2 separate regions of the Homo sapiens genome follow, and region 1 is linked to region 2. The links are chromatin loops, found by intact Hi-C in ENCODE. Cell type or tissue: PC-3. All regions are shown on one strand. Links, peaks and the distances in the headings refer to the core of each region. The heading gives the core; the rest is flanking DNA.

Evidence for each region. Hi-C counts contacts between places; a loop is a spot of excess contacts. Peaks named below come from ENCODE experiments on the same cell type or tissue, not always from the same donor. Only the 100,000 strongest peaks of a DNase experiment are listed, where the experiment ranks them.
Region 1: a loop joins it to region 2, with 6 times the contacts of the local background. A loop is called at or near these places in 1 of 110 quality-filtered maps.

Annotation. Positions count from the first base shown.
Region 1 is chr5:109,874,413-109,879,799 of GRCh38, forward strand. No RefSeq gene overlaps it. Among named protein-coding and RNA genes, the nearest start is that of LINC01848, 6.1 kb to the right of the region's middle. In PC-3, for the core only: no CTCF peak of the experiment used is centred there; DNase peaks (open chromatin) are centred at 3,109 and 3,459; H3K4me3 peaks cover 1,268 bases; H3K27ac peaks cover 2,252 bases.
Region 2 is chr5:109,824,341-109,829,727 of GRCh38, forward strand. All of the region lies in intron 16 of MAN2A1 (mannosidase alpha class 2A member 1), which reads left to right. Among named protein-coding and RNA genes, the nearest start is that of LINC01848, 56 kb to the right of the region's middle. In PC-3, for the core only: no CTCF peak of the experiment used is centred there; DNase peaks (open chromatin) are centred at 1,311 and 2,271; H3K4me3 peaks cover 915 bases; H3K27ac peaks cover 3,103 bases.

The DNA of each region.
Region 1 (5,387 bases), core at 255-5,254, 50 kb after region 2:
GGAAATTGTAACACTGCTATTTAAAAAGGCCTTTTTTTTTTTTTTTCAAATTTATTGTTTAGATTGACATTGTAGAAGGGCCTATTTTACGGGCTTTACATGTAGACTTGAGTTCTTGGCTCCCAGTTTTTTAAATTCACAGTTTAGCCTTAGGACTCATTTTCTGATCTCAGAGCTAAATGACAGTGCTAGCAAGCAAGATGTACCTATAGGGTCTGGATGTGTGAAACACCAGTAAAATAAAATGGAACCCTCACCGGTTGGCTTTCAAAGCTTGATCTGAAGTTGAGGGTAGGTCTTTGTTTGGTCTGAAACTCCCTCCTAGAACTGGAGACTCAGAGCCTTTGTGTTTCTTGGGATGGATTTTTCAGCCATATGCAGGACTGAAATAATTTCGGACCAGCTATATGGAAGTGAGTGTTCCAGAAAAATCATGTGAGTCATTCATTCACGTATTCATCTTCCTAAATGAATTTTCTAAGTGCAGGTAATAAGATTACTTTGAGGTTAAAATATATTTTCTTAAGTAAAATCTGCAAATTCATCCTTACGGAATTTGTGGGGTACCTTTAAGAGGAGCCTGAAGGCAATCGGTTTTCACTTTTGCATTGTGCCATCAATGAACATTAACTGAATTTATCATTTAAGCAGGGCAGTTGTGCCAGGCTCTGAGAGAGGGGGATTCTAATAATCCTGCCCTCCTATTAGTAAGGGAGATAAATCCCAGTGCAGTTAAGGTGCCAGAAGATGAGAGCAAGAGGGTCACATTAGTGGCACAAATGACAAATCCTCTGGGAGTACAGAGGAAGGAGACTTTCCTTCCATCTGGAATGATGAGGAGGGAAGGCAAGGAGGTAGGAGAATTAGAGCTGAGCCTGAAGGATAAGTGTATCACCAACTGGGTGTGTGAGAGGAGGGTGACTTGAAACCAACAGCACAAAGGCAAGAAATCTCATTTCTCATAGAAGTTTCATGAAGGGAAATTATTGGAAGTTTGGCTGGAAGTGTTTTTGATTAAAGACTGCCATCCGCATGTAGATCTGTGGCTGCCTTATGGCTGCAAAGGCAGATTGAGTAGTTTTGATAGAGACTGTGTGGCCTGCAAAGCTGAACATATTTACTAATGTTCCTTTACAGAAGAGTCGCTGCCATCTTGTCTCTCTGTAGAGGTTGGGTTCTTAACACTATCCTTCCACTTCAGATGGAAGTCCTAAAGCTGTCACTTCAGGGAGTATTTTTATTACAAAAGAGAATGGAAATGATGCAACAGTAATGGAGAGAACACCAGATTGGGATCTGGTGATCTGGATTTCAGTCTCAAATTCTGCAAAAGTAGCTGTGGGACCTTTGAGGAGTCACTATACCTCCTAAGAACTCTTTTTCCTGGTCTACTGATTAAAGCCACACTGCCAACTTTCCAAATTAGAAGGTTTCCTAAACACTTTTTCTGGTTGCAAAAAACTATTTTAGCAGATGAAATAAAATGCATTTTAACTGGTTCTCCATGGCAACGCTTACAGCTCTTTCCAGTAACCTTTTGAAGTCTGACTTCTCCATGTTGTGCTTATGGCATCTTTGGGTAGATAGATATTTGGGGATGGGAAAAAAATGATCTGTTTAATGCAAAACTTACTTTGATTTTGTTTTGGTTTTGTAAATGCCGGGGTTTCCTTTCCCAGAAACAACATAAACCTGAAAAAAAAGAACCTGAAACTTTATCTGGGGTGGTTAAAGCCCACATTTTAAGAGTAATCTGAAAAATCTTGAAAGGATTACATGAAAATAGCTGAGTTTTGACCAGGGAACCAGCAACCACAGCTCATAAATGCCTTTGGCTTCAGATCAGTGTGGGGACCTGCAGAAGAGGAGATTCTCTTCAATTGAAGTACTAAGAGGAGAAATGTTTTTAGATCTCAAGAAATCTTAGTTTTTGGCTATCTGTGGTTAAAAATCAGTCCTGGTGTATCTTTGCCCTGAAAGATTAAGGGAAAGAACTGCTTAGGAAAATATAATGACTGCTTGGTAAGAAGTGCCTGAGCAATGACTTCCACATAGGGTGGATTTGCTAAGGTGTCTGGCGACGGGACCTTCGCCTTGTTCCACAATGCGTCGTGGTGGTTTGAAGCAGGAAGCATGTGTAGTTTGGTGATGCTGTCTTGACTCTTCAATTTAGAGTATGAAGATTTGGAGTGGGAGCAGAGAGGAAGTAATTAAATGTATATCTTTTTAAAATACAACCTCAGTCAAGTTTGAATCTGACAGAAGTTATGTGTATATTTTAGGAATAGCAAAATGTCAGAACTTCAAGCCCATCATTTGAGAGTGAGCTCCCATTTGGCTAATTCCACTGTGTCCTGTTGAGTCTCAGGTTGGTAAAGCACTGCAAGCACAGAGCCCGTTTACATTTACTTCCTCTTAGGATACAGGGCACAGGTAGCGACTTGAGTGGTGGCTCCTGAAAAGATATCTCCATGCCCTAATCCATTAAATCTGTGAATGCAGCCTTACTTGGAAAAAGGGCCTTATGCGTATGTGATTAAGTTAAGACCGTGACAGGCTATCATCTGGATTATCTAGGTGGGCCATAAATCCAATGACAAACATCCTTATCGGAGGCAGAATAGGAGAAGACACAGAGAGGAGGCAACATGACCATGGCGGCAGCGCTGGGAGTGATGCGGCCGCGAGGTAAGGAATGCTGACAGCTACAGAAGCTGGAAGAGGCCAGGGAGGAGTCTACCCTAGATTCTCCAGAGGGTATGTGGCCTGGCTGATAGCTTGATTTGCAACGTCTGGCATCCAGAACTGTGAGAGAATAAGTTTCTCTTTTTTTCAACTACCCAGTTTGTGGTAATTTGTTACAACAGCCTCAGGAAACAAATCTAGTACCCAGAATACATTCATCCAACCCATCCCACGGCCCCTGTGGAGAAGCACATCAGAGCTTTCCCCACCTCCCTGTGATCTTGCCAGAGAATAAAGGGCTGAGGGACTGTGCTGACTCCTGATAGACAAGGTGGTGTGCCAGGATGACAGAGGCACAGAACTAGCCAAGAACCACTCTAGTATTGGATTCATTTGGCGGGACTACTTATTCCACCTGCTTGGAATAAAAACAGGAAGATGTTTTCATTGATTTGCTTCCATTTACCACAGAATGTTACTCATCCAGTTCCAGTTGATTTGAGTCATCTTCTCAGGATGAAATAACTGGATACTTGTCAATAGTAGGGAATATGAATAATTTTCACTTCTCAGAAACTTTTAATTTGTAGGGCACTTTAAATACGCAGATCAATTTGCGCTCTCGAATCTCACAATGACTCTGTGAAGCAGGTCAGACAGGTAAGATTATGAATCTTTTTAAGCTGTGCAACTTAAAGCTAACGAACAAAGCCAGATTGAAAGATAATTTTTCCTCATCCAGTGTCCTGCTTAACTGGCTTACTCACTCTGTGGGGAATGACTGACTGATTCAACAGAGAGTTGACAAATTGAAACCACATTTACCTGGAAATGTCCTTGCATGAGAATAGGGGGAAAAAAGTTTTAAACAGGAAAAATAGAGATACACCCTACCACACGCTGAAACACACGTATATTATACATCTATTCTGCCTAGAATATAATAAAGATTGCATTGCACATTGGTGGTAAAGAGGTAGCTCACTCAATAAATAGTATAGTCTTCATATGGAAAAAATTAAATTGTTTATGTACCTTAAACAGATAGAAAAAAATTTATAGATTAGATATTTAATTGCAAATATATATATACATAATAGAAAAAATACAGGAAATGTGTTTTAATGACTTGGGAGTGGAGAAGGCCTTTCTATGCATAAAATGAACTTAAGAGCTGCAAAGAAAAATAGACAAATTTGGTTATAAAAATTAAAAATGATGTGGTCAAAGATGCTATAATAAAGTCAACAGAAAAACAAAACAATATACAGTGGTAAATATTTGCAAAATATATGCTATTTATTAATTATATTCAGCAAACAGTTTTGGAGCACCAGATATGCACCAGACACCGCGGTCAGTGTTAGGCATTAAGCCCTGAATAAGACAAGCAGTCATCATGACCTCATGGACCTTGCTATCTAGCCTGCATTAACCAAGTACTTTTGAGTATAATGAGTATTATAAAGGTCAAGCTGGATGCAATGGGAAAGTGTGATGTGGATAAGTCTTGATAGGCAAGAGTTAGCATCTCTAAACAACTGACAGAAATCAATGAGAAAAATATTAACCTAGAAAAGTTGAAAAAAGATATGTACTGAAAATTCCCAAATGAAGAAATAATAGTTCACCAATAAACACAGGAAAAGATTTTACCCTTGTGAACAAAGATATTCAAATCAAAATGACATGTAATGTTTTACCTATCAGATTACTAAAGAATCAAATGAGTTACAATAGAAACTGCAGGTGATGAGAGGTAGGAACCTGGGCTTTCTCTCATTCTTTGTAGGAGTGTAAATTGTAGAAAATCGTATAATGCCTATCAAGACTTACAATTTAAAAATTGGTTTCTCTATTCAAAGTGTTATGGACTGAATGTTTGTGTTCCACCCCACAGCAAATTAATGTATTGAAGTCCTAACCCTCAATGCGATGGTATTTGGACACGCATCGTTGGAAGGTAATTAAGGAGAGATGAGGTCATGAGAGTTGGGGCTTGCATGATGAAATTATTGCTCTTATAGGAAGAGACACCAGATTTTTTTTTTTCTTTTTCTCCCTCTCCCTCCATTCTATCTTTCTCTGCCATGTGAGGACATACCCAGAAGTCCCATCTGCAATCTAGGAAGAGAGTACTCACCAAATCGGTAGGCACCTTGATCTTAGACTTTCAGCCTCCCAAACTGTGAGAAATACATTCCTGTTGGTTAAGCCACCCAGTCTTTGGTCTTTTGCTATCACAGCCTGAACAGACTAAGACATTGTTTGTATGTGTGTGTGTGTACGATTTAAAAGCAAGTAACAGGAGAAGTAAAAAAAAAAAATGTAAGCACTGCAGTATCAATCAGAACATTATATTGGGGATTGGCAAACTCTACAGCCCATTGCCATATCAAGCCCACTGCCTGTTTTGGAAATAGAAAATATTGGAGCAGAGCCATACTCATTTGTTTATGTATTGTTTCTGGCTGTTTTTATGCTACAACAATAGACTTGAGTAACTGCAACAGAGACTGAATGGACTGCAGAGCCTAAAATATTTCTTATCTCTTCATTTGTTGACAGTTTGCCAATGCTTCTATTGAGATTAAAACCATAAACAACTTAAATATTAATTAATTATGTTTAATTAAAATTATTTTATATTCACAATGTGGAGTATTATGCAGCAATTGGTAGAGTCTTACATATAGACATGT
Region 2 (5,387 bases), core at 100-5,099:
GAGCAGCATCTTTATGAACCCAAGTGATAGGAAATAGGCTTTTGATCCTTTTGAGAACTTAACCCTGGGCAATGGAACTGATTCCATGGGGTCTGAGTGGAGCTGTGGTTTCCAAAGACTTGCACATTTAGGTTGGTTGATTTAGAATTCATTGTTTGTAGAATGGTGTGCTTTTCCAACTACAGATTTAATCCTAATAACCAGGGTATTTACCATATTATCAACACTCTTAGAAAAAGACCTCATAAAAATGCCATTTAAATTTATCTTTGCTGTTAGCTAAGTTGAACAAATTAGAAAAGAAAAAATACTATTTCCCTGAATCTTCATACAGGTAAAAAATAAAGGATTTCACAAACTAAAGATAAATGTATAGGTAGGCACGGTTTCCTTTTTAGGTATTGTGGGAAAGCAAAGGGATACTATGTTCAGGGAATCTCTTAAATCACAGAAGTTCAATTTTCTGATTTCATAGTTAAATTTAATTTTGCTTTTATTTAACTTTTTTATTAACTTCAAATTTCATTAGTATTTGCTTTTTGTTAGAATTTCAGGTATGGACAAACTTTCTCATGCAACTTCTTTAGGTAATAATATGATAGGTTTTTCAGAATAACCCATGATTCATAGGATGAATCAAGAAGTAAAAGTTCTCTGGCAGGTGGGAAAAATAATGCTAGACACTAATTTTGTGTCCTAAATGTGACTTCTGAAGTTATCTGTGATCACTTTGCTACCTACAGGAAAACCTGTAGTTCTGAAATAATCTTCTATTGAGTTTCTCAAAACTTCTGGTAAGTCAGAAACTGTTTTTGATCATCTGTTTGTACTCTTGTGTAAGCCATTATTTAATACCCCTGAGAGCTCTAAGTTACATCTTCAACTTTATAGCATTACCCCACAGAAGATATGCTGATCTATTTTTAAGTTTGCTTTAAACTATTGTTTTTTAGTGGAAAAGTTTTTCCTGGAGTACAACATGGCACACACTTTGGCACAAACTTGTGTCATCAGGTTTGATTTACCATTGTTTTTCATCAGTTATATTTAGAGATGGGCTATGTCTCAGAGGAAATGCTGTAGCAACTCTTCCTAAAATTCCAACTTCTCAATCAGGTATATTTGCATAATTGCTTTTGCTTTTATTTAATTATGTCACTGTATCTTCTGGGTTTTCCTTGGATTATCCAGGACCTCTAGTTCTCACATCATAGGGCAGTTTGTGTAGACTAGATGGCCCTGTTCTGCTGCTAGTGGCTGTAGCTTAGTGCTTGACTTGGAAATTAATAGGCTCTGACTTGCCTATTTACTTATTTGAGCAAACTACACTCATCAGAACTAAATGCTTGTCATTTTTCCTTTCCCCCTCTCTTCCTGTTTCCCTCTGGGCAGTGAACTGTCCAGTGGCTAATAGTGTTAAGCAGGAGCCCGGGCCACTGAGGTTTGACTGGCTCCTGGCCTTCCAAAGGGGCTCTCAATGTAGCCCATTTCTATTTGCTGGTCTTGCCTCTGCCTCTTTTCTCTTTTTTATTCTTTAGTTTTCTTTCTTTCTTTCCTTCCTTTTTTTTTTTTTTTTTTTTTTTTTTGACAGAGTCTCGCTCTATCGCCCAGGCTGGAGTGCAGTGGAGCGATCTCGGCTCACTGCAGCCTCTGCCCCACTGGTTCAAGGATTCTCCTGCCTCAGCTTCCTAGGTAGCTGGGACTACAGGTGTACACCACCACGCCTGGCTAATTTTTCTATTTTTAGTAGGGATGGGGTTTCGCCATGTTGGTCAGGCTGGTCTCGAACTCTTGACCTCAGGTAATCCACCCGCCTTGTCTTCCCAAAGTGCTGGTATTATAGGCATGAGCCACTGCACCTGGCTTGATTTTCTTTTTTCATGTGTTTCCTTTCTAGATTATTTGTCTTCTCTTCCTTGGTGTTCTCGGGCATATGAAAAAAATAATAAATGATGGATAAATAAGTGTAATGCAAACTTAGAGCGCCTCACTGATGAGTTTTACAGTAGTTGCCTGGATTAAATGAGAAGCCGTCATATATAAACTGGACGTAACCTGTAAATCTTTTTTCATTCTAGTCCGGATCATTTTTTTTTTCAACATGAAAGCAGTTGGTAGGAAATAGAGATACCAGAATCACCTGAAATGCTTTCTTCCAAACTATATACCTTCCCGTGTTTGTATTTGAGCTCCTCTTAACAAATCTCCCTCTGGGAAAAGATAAGCCCGGTTGTGGAGAGAGTCTTTCCTTAGTAATCTTCATGACTCACCTGTCTCTCCTGTTTTTCACATACCATTGCCTGAACACTCGGGTTGTCTCAATCCTGGCTGATTGTGGTTTTAATGAAATCACTAATCAAGGCCCATGATAGATATACGAAGTCTTCAGGGTATTTGGCTCTATCAGCGTTCACGCTGCCTGAAAGGGTGATCAGTCTTCAGGGATCTGTTATTTAGTGCCAAGTCTTCCTTATTAAGAAATACTGGAAAGTTGTTTAACATTCTAAACTTTGGCCTCCTGTAAATCAGACACCTGGATGATTGATCAAAATGCATAGACAAAATGTGGCTTTTCATTTTAGATGCAAAGGAAACGTCAGCCAACTTCCATGCTGTTGTAGATTGGCTTTTAGCTAGTATTGCATAAAATAACAAAAAATATTTATTCTTGAATTTAATTTACTAAACTAGTTTTGGATATATGCTACTTTTGTCCCCCTTAAACCAACCAGATGCAGTTATTTGCATGAGTATTAATGAATAGAGCCTATTTGTTGTTAGTACCAGATTTTCAATCCAGGAAGAAATGAGGGTTTGGGGAGAGAGACTATTAATGTTTTATGATTACATACTGTAATTGTATTAGGTTACTAAACCAGTTAATTATACAAAAGATTTTGTAATCTCAGCAACAAGGAATAAAGAAACAGAAAATGAGTTAGTATTAAAGATTGTCTTTGTTGGGTGTCTATTTTTGTTAAACCTTACAAATCCAATTTAAAAACTAAACTAACGCATACCTGACAAAATATTCTTACATTTCTCAGTCTCTACTTTAGTTGTTCTTTGACCCTTTTCTCCCCAAAGTAACTATTGCCCAAATTAAGCTTCAGGAGAAAACAAAATCAAGAACGACAAGCAACATTTCCAAAATTATATAAACTTTTTGGTCCTTAATGATTTTGAAACAGAGTTGAGAGGCCGTATAGTTCAACCTACTTTTGTTTTTGGTTTGGTATTTAACTTTTGTTTCTCTATCTGCATTCTCTCCAGATTCTGAAAATGATCAGAAGTGCAGTTGAAGGGCTCTCTCTTTCTTAACATCTTTTAAACTAATAAAAGAACACTCTGTTTTCCTTTTCATTATCGTTCAGACATCGCATTCAAAAGGTTTCTAAAAATACTAAATTAGAAGAAATCTTGTGCTCACTAGCCTTAAAAGCTCTACAAGATCAGAGCAGTTCAGAATTTCTAATGAAGGCGTGGCACGGTGGCTCACACCTGTAATTCCAGCACTTTGGGAGGCCAAGGCAGGCGGATCACAAGGTCAGGAGATCAAGACCATCCTGGCTAACAAGGTGAAAGAAACCCCGTCTCTACTAAAAATACAAAAAGTTAGCTGGGTTTGGTGGCACGTGCCTGTAATCCCAGCTATTCGGGAGACTGAGGCAGGAGAATCGCTTCAACGCAGGAGGCGGAGGTTGCAATGAGCCGAAATAGCGCCACTGTACTCCAACCTGGGCAACAGAGCGAGACTCTGTCTCAAAAAAAAAAAAAAGAAAAAAAGAAAAAAAATTTCTAATGAAATATATTGTTTTGCCCATGTCAGGTTTAATAAATCCATTTTATAGCACCCATAATTTAATGAAATGCAATTTATTTCATTTGTAGAAAATAACACTCTTCTGGGGGAAAAGTTGAGGGAGGTGGGAATTAATTTTTCTTGCAGTATAATCATCTTTCATTTAATTGAAGCTTTAAACATTACCATATAGGCTGCTACTTTAGCTTTTTTGGTTAATCTGTAATTAGAAGATAGAATATAATACAAACAGAAGCTCCTGTATCCTCTTGTGTTTTATTTAATACTGCACCTACAAGGAAAGTACATACCTTGCAATAATATAATACCAATAAGTGACATTGTTAACTGTGGCCTTATTTGTCTTCAGAGCTGTAATTATTGGACTTTAGTGTCCTAGTTTCTGATATCAACAGCTACTTTGAAGAATTAGGTCACTGTGGGTAACGAGTATGTCGTGTACATTTCATTGGCGCAAGGACTGTGTTCTCCTAGGCAGGTGTTTGTTAGCGAGTTAGTATGTATGTGTGTGTAAACCATGTTTTAACCCTTAGGGGAAACATCTTAAATGCAATACTTCTGCCCTGTTTTCCACCAACATATTATAAAGTATTATATGTAATGGATCTTACTCAAAGAAAACAAGCAGCCTGGAGGTAAAATGTAATGAACTGACATCAAAAAGTATGGAAGGAAAGACTTTCCTTTGACTGAAATGACTGATTTTCTTGCATATTTAGCAATCGAACAGAGTTGCTTAGTTTTTCTCTGAGCAATTTTGAATATATAAACATAAGTGGATTTATAACCTGACTCTTGGCTTTTAGAGAATCAAAATGAGCTTCATCTAGTTAAACATATTAGGGGACTTCAAAAAGTTTGTGGACAAATGGAATTAAAAGATAAAAATTAAAAATATAAACTATTTCTCAACATAAGCTTCATCAAGTTCATGACGCTTTTGTAAGCAATGAATCCAGCTACTCAGTCCATCCCTAAGGAACAGAGGGTCCTGGAAATTTAACCATGTCATTTCAGTCTACTTATATTATTAAGTAAAATGAGTGCCCATTAAATATTTTTTTAAGATTAGGAAACAAAAAGAAGTCAGGAGGAGCCAAATTAGCACTGTAAGTGACTGCCTAATGATTTTCCATTCAAACTGTCACAAAATTGCCCTTGTTTAATGAGAGGAATGAGCAGGAGCATTATGGTGGAGAAGAACTCTGATGAAACTTTCCTGGGTGTTTTTCTGCTAAGGCTTTGGCTAATGTTCTCAAAACATTCTCATAACAAGCAGATATTACTGTTCTTTGGGCCTCCAGAAAGTCAACACACCAAATGCCTTGAGCATCCCAAAAAGCTGTTGCCATGACTTTTACTCTTGGCCAGTCTTCTTTTGCTTTGATTGGACCATTTCCACCTCTTGGTAGCCATTGTTTTGATTGTACTTTGTCTTCAGAATCATACTGGTAAAGCTGTATTCCATCTCCTGTTACAATTCTTCAAAGAAATGTTTCAGGATCTTGATCCCACTTATTTAAAATTTCCATTGAAAGCCCTGCTCTTGTCTGCAGCTGATCTG